2 separate regions of the Homo sapiens genome follow, and region 1 is linked to region 2. A link is a loop called in an ENCODE intact Hi-C map of the cell type or tissue named here. Cell type or tissue: mammary epithelial cell. All regions are shown on one strand. Links, peaks and the distances in the headings refer to the core of each region. The heading gives the core; the rest is flanking DNA.

Region 1 (2,899 bases), core at 153-2,652, 360 kb after region 2:
AAAGGTCCTAGAGTTGCCTGTTTGTCTCTGGAGATGGAATTAAACCAAATAAAGAGCTTCCACTGGAGGCTTGTATTGACCTTGTAACTATATGTTAATCTCGTGTTAAAATAAAATATAACTTGTGGCTCCGTGTCACGGGACTGTTTTGTTGCATGAAGATATGACCCTAGTTGTGGAAGCAGCCTGGTGTCATTGGAAGCCCCCTGGGCTGGGGAGCTGGCCCCTGGGAGGAGCTGGAGACCTAGATAGCTCTCAGTTCCACCCCCATCCACGGTGGAGGGGGAGGCTCTCAGACCGTGGTGACGTGGAATTCGGGCTGATGTAGTGCGAGGATTGCGAGAGGCTGCTTATGGCCAGGAGTATTTTTTGCATGCACATTCAACTGGTTGCTGCTCTAGCTCTTTGGGGACCTCATTGCTTGGGGCTGGGGCAGGAGGAGGTGGTGAAATGAGGGCACACCTGAGTTTCATTATTTATCTGGTATCACCAGTGCTCAAGCCGGTACTCCTGGTGGCGTGGCTGGAATCACTAGTTTCTGTGAAGCTGCAGGCAGTGCGGAGCTGTTTCACGTGGACAACTCGAAAGGGCAGCAGCCTTGTGCCTGGCACTGGCTGGACATGTGCAGTGGGAGGCCCCGTTTCCACAGCCAGCTTTGAAAATTTCACCCTGGCCTTTTGGGGGAAGATAGGATTGGTTTGTGCCCACACTTCTCTGTGTCCCAAGGGTTTTTTTTTTTTTTTTTTTAGCACTGTTTTAGGAAAACAGTTGTCCAGGAAATGACATATTCGCAGCTACACCAAGTGCAGACCTGGCAGCTCTGCTGATGCCAAGCATCCTCACTTGCGGAGGGCAGGAGGTGAGGGCACCAATATGGGGCCATTGGTAACCTCTAACCACAAGTGCGTGCAGTTGGCTTCAAGGCACCATTGAGAATTGCTGGTTCCCAGTGTGACACAGTGTGGCACAAGGGAACAAGGTGGATCTACTGTTATCCTACCCGAAACCCTCTCCTCTAGGTTGTCAGCAAAAAAGTCCACTTGGGAAGAATATTTCGGGACTGCGCCCAGCCGTCTGTGGGGCGGAGACGGGCTGTCTCCACCTGTGAACCCCCCCATGCCCCACCCGCCCCTGCCGAGCCTTCTCCAAGAGCCGCACCAGCGCTGAGAAGCCTAGAACAGAGCCTGCTGGTTTGGGGCCCCCATTTCCGCGGGTGTGGACATCACAGAGGTCGGGAGCATTGGGGGCGACTAGTTTGTTTTCTGCTGCACTGGGGAAGCCTCTTGAAGTAGGAAGTTCCTGACTCACCGGCTCCGGGGAGGCCACAAGCCTGTGGGGCCGGCTCCTCCAGCGGGTCAGGAAATACCGGCCCGCCCCACGCCCTCCACCCGCCCTGGGCACGCCCGGGCCTGGGAGGCGGCTCCTCCGTCCGCAGAGGTGGTGGGGACCCCTGGCGGGAGCAGACGGCAGAGCGCAGCAGTGGAGGGAGCAAGAAGGGCCCCCTGCGATGAGGAACGAGATGGCGGTGGACAGAGGCAGGATTCGGTCGTGCCCCCAGCTTTTTTTAAATTGAAGCGAAAGACTCAGAAATCGTGAAATGTATGGGACAGCCTGGAAGCTCCACTTTGAACTGCTGCTGCCAGAGAAGGATGGTGGGAAAGAGCCACCATCCAGACGGGTTCCCTGGCTCTGCGCACTCGCCTGGGGGAGGCCTCCTTTTCCCTGGTCCTAAAACGCTTTCCCGATAGGGGAGGCAGGGATCTGTGTTGCCAGCGCCCTCTGAGACCCGGGATGAGCGTGTGAAGGCTGCCAGCAGGCACGTGGCAGCCCCTTGGTGTGTCAGCTGCTTCTCCAGGGTCCCACTGAGTGCCCATTCGGCCTTGACTTGAGCACTCCTGCCTCCCGTTAGACCTCCAGATGGTATAGTGACCTCCGCCGGGGACATCTCCGGACCACAAAAGGTACAGAAGAAGCAGAGGAAGGACCCTATCCTTGTCCTCAGAGCTAAGGGGCCGAAAGCTGTGGGAGGAAACACGGACCCACTGTCCCCGTCGGGGATGGGGAAGGCTCCCTTCCTCCCTGCGGCACCTGCTGGACGGACGTCTCAGCCTAGGACAGGGCCGCATCCCTTCAGTCCGCACAGCCCCTGGCTGCCACGCTGTGCCGAGCCCTGCCCTTGAGAACCTGTTTCCAGTTCCAGCTCTCCACAGGCCCCCTCATCTAGGCTGGTCCCGGGTCAAATCGAAGGAAGGAATGGAGGCTGCACCCTGAGAAACCCTGGGACACCCTTCCAGAACATACATTGCCTAGGCTGTCTACTGCTCCTAGCTTTCCCCAAAGGCGTGTGTTTCTTCTGCGCCCAGCTCACCCTTGCTCCGTCCAGGTAGCAGGTGTCTCTCTGTGTAGGTGAAGTTGCAGAAGGGACGAGCCAGAGGGGGCTGTGATTCCGAAACCTCTGCTCACTTCCCCCAAGGCTCTCTGGGGCTCAAAATTAGGTAGCATTAAGACCCTCAGGATAATTTATGTTTGCACTGAATTTAAAACAGAACAAAGGTAGGAACTACACTTTTTGGGTGGCTGCGCCTTGCAAATGTATTCGGATGCAGGTTTGTGAGCAGCGCCATGGCCGACAGAACCACAGGCAGGCGGCAGGTCTCCTGCAGCCTCCCCCACGGTGCAGGGGCGCCTTTCCGGCTCCTCTAAGAAGCGCTGCTGAAGCCACGCCCTGGCTTAGCGCGGAGGAGGAGCCACCGTGGGGCACCGTGGGGAGCGAGGCCTGAGCCCCGCCTCCCCAGTCACCGAGCACTTCCTGTCCCTGCTCAGTAATCAAGCACAGACTTCAGATCTTGGCATCTCAGTCTGAACTCCTTAAAAGCCAGGTATTTTAAAAGAAACGTTT
Region 2 (2,899 bases), core at 173-2,672:
TGACTTGTGCTTGCACCAGGAAGGTGGCTTCTCCTCACACGAGGGCTCAGCCCTGTGGCCTCGTGGAAAATTTCAGATTCTGGGAAGTGCTGGTTCTAGGTGACCCAAGGGAGAGGACATCAGGCCAAAGGTGATGCGTCACGGTGGTGGTCACAGTTTGGGGTCCAGTTGGCCTCAAATCCCCTCTGCCTTTTTTTTTTTTTTTTTTTTTTTGAGACAGAGTCTCACTCTGTCGCCCAGGCTGGAGTGCAGTGGCGTGATCTCAGCTCACTGCAACCTCCACCTCCCAGGTTCAAGCAATTCCCTGCCTCAGCCTCCTGAGTAGCTGGGATTACAGGCACCTGCCACCACGCCCGGCTAATTTTTGTATTTTTAGTAGAGACAGGGTTTCACCATGTTGGCCAGGCTGGTCTCAAACTCCTGACCTCAGGATCCACCCGCCTCGGCCTCCCAAAGTGCTGGGATTACAGGCGTGAGCTACCGTGCCTGGCCCCCTCTCTGCCATTTATCAGCTGTGTGACCCCAGGCAAGTCAGTGAGCCTCTCTGAAGCTGTTTCCTCATCTGGAACTGGGGACAACTGTAGCTACCTCATGGGGCATAAGAGGAACAGCACACAGGAGCGGTGGTGGCAGAGCCACGGGCCAGGAGGGGCTGAGAGCCGGTCATGAGCATAGCAGTGACCACAATGGTGGCAGCAGCAGCATGCAAGCCATGGGTCCGGGTACCATCTGCCAGGTAACACGGTGCACAGGGAGTCCCACGGGTAACCCCACCTGCAGCTCTGGGTGTGCCCGGGCTGGGAGGGGTGCCTGAGACCCTGCCTACCCACACTTGCCATTTCCATTCCTGTGCCCTGGGGACCCCTCCCTGGGGCACACCCCGTCCTGCCCCCAGACTCAGCACCCCCAACCTTTGCCCACAGTGCTTACCTGAGTGGCCACCCCCCTGGGAATGGGGCCCTGGGGCACTCTTGGGATCCAGTGCCCCCAGTGCTTGGCAGGCTGTGGGAGGGACCTCCTTCGTGGGCCCAGACCCCTGCCCCTGCCTCAGTCTCCCTGCCTCCTCCAACCCACCTCCGAGCTGCTTCTCCCTCCAGACACGGGGCCCGCACTGACGGATCTCAGTGGGGCATGCGCCTTCCCCTGCAGACCTCGCCTCCCCACGCGACAGGCATCTGGGAGGGACCAGGGCAATAAGCCGCTGCCGGATCTGAACTTAATAGAAGCAGTCTCCCCCAGCTCCCTGTGTCTGACCAAAGACAATGTCGTCGGAGCCTGGAAGCCCCCCACGAACTGTCAGACTGGAGGAGCCCCTTCACCCTGGGCCTCAGCGACCTCGTCTGTAAAATGTGGGATGGTAATACCAGCACCGGCCTCAAGGGGCGCTGCTGCAAGGATTAAATGCGATAATGCGGGTGAACCCAGCACAGGGCAAGCACTCCGCTTCCGTTGCTATGACCTGGCTCGTCCCTGTTATCACTTTGCTAATCGTTAAAATGGGCGGAGTTACAGAGAACAGCCGTTCCGCGGGGCTTCCCAAGAAGCTCAGAAAGGCGGACCTCGGTGCTGTGTGCTCAGAGCGCCCAGGCCTGTACCAGTCAGCATCAATTCTTAAAAGGTGACCTCGTGCCTCTTCTTTCTGTGCGGAGTCATCCACTGGAAAAATCTACTGTCTCATTGCCATGGAGGCACCTGCCGTTAACTCCTTTGCATTCCTCTCTTCCCCTGTGTGTCGATTTCCTGCAGTCCTTCCTCTGCACCTACTGTACACTGCCTGGAATGCCCTTGCCTCTCCTCCTTGCCCATGTACATCCTGCCATCCTTTAAGGGTAGCTGAAGTTTCCCCTTGTCCAGGGAGGCCCCTGGGGAGTGAGGTAGGGAGAGTAGCCCAATCCCCGCCCGATACTGCGTCACTGGCCTGGCACTGCCCATCTGTGGCTGGTGTCCATAACCTTCCTGTGTGTGCTACTGCTGTTGTTTTTTTTTTTTTTTTTTTTTTTGGACAGAGTCTCATTCTCTGTCACCCAGGCTGGAGTGCAGTGGCACTATGACGGCTCACTGCAGCCTCGACCTCACTATGCCCAAGCAATTCTCTCATCTCAGCCTCCTGAGTAGCTGGGACTGCAGGTGAGTGCCACCATGCCTGGCTAATTTTTTTGTATTTTGTAGAGATGGGGTTTTGCCATGTTGCCCAGGCTGGTCTCGAACTCCTGACCTCAAGTGATCCACCCACCTCGGCCTCCCAAAGTGCAGGAATTGCAGGCATGAGCCACCGCCCCCGGCCTTCCTTCTTGAACCAGGCTAGCATTCATCACAGGCTGTGGCAGAAGCCTGGCACTGTGGCTGCCCAGCATATACACTCCAGGCTCTCATTCATCCCTGTGGAAATGGGTGAAGGATTCTGGTTAGCTTTAGGCTTCTGCCTAGAAATCACTTAAGCAGCATCCAGCTTGTATTAGTTGATCTGATGGACGAGCATGGGGGTAGAATCCGAACCTCAGGGTTCCCTCTGATTCCCTTCCCATGACTGGGAGCTCCCTTTGTTTTTTGCTTTTTGTTTTTTTTGAGATGGAGTCTCGTTCTGTCACCCGGGCTGGAGTGCAGTGGTGTGATCTCGGCCCACTGCAACCTCCACCTCCTGGGTTCAAGCGGTTCTCCTGCCTCAGCCTCCCGACTACCTGAGATTACAGGCACACGCCACCATGCCCAGCTAATTTTTGTATTTTTGGTAGAGGTGGAGTTTCACCATGTTGACCAGGCTGGTCTCGAACTCCTGGCTTCAAGTGATCCGCCTGTCTCAGCCTCCCAAAGTGCTGGGATTACAGGCGTGAGCCACCACGTCTGGCCTGGGAGCTCCCTTTCTCCCTCCTTCCAGGCCAGCACTTGCACCTTCCCCTGC

What was found. Peaks named below come from ENCODE experiments on the same cell type or tissue, not always from the same donor. Only the 100,000 strongest peaks of a DNase experiment are listed, where the experiment ranks them.
Region 1: a loop joins it to region 2, with 6 times the contacts of the local background. A loop is called at or near these places in 68 of 110 quality-filtered maps.

Annotation. Positions count from the first base shown.
Region 1 is chr9:129,884,415-129,887,313 of GRCh38, reverse strand. It overlaps FNBP1 (formin binding protein 1), which reads left to right. Exons shown (of 17, transcript NM_015033.3): 17 at 1-127. Among named protein-coding and RNA genes, the nearest start is that of MIR6855, 16 kb to the right of the region's middle. RefSeq lists a silencer at 1,289-1,538 and enhancers at 1,729-1,778, 1,829-2,510, 2,309-2,618, 2,610-2,899. In mammary epithelial cell, for the core only: CTCF peaks have their summits at 1,457 and 2,092 (motif pointing left); a DNase peak (open chromatin) is centred at 1,383; H3K4me3 peaks cover 748 bases.
Region 2 is chr9:130,241,845-130,244,743 of GRCh38, reverse strand. No RefSeq gene overlaps it. Among named protein-coding and RNA genes, the nearest start is that of MIR12126, 1.9 kb to the right of the region's middle. In mammary epithelial cell, for the core only: a CTCF peak has its summit at 1,376; no DNase peak of the experiment used is centred there.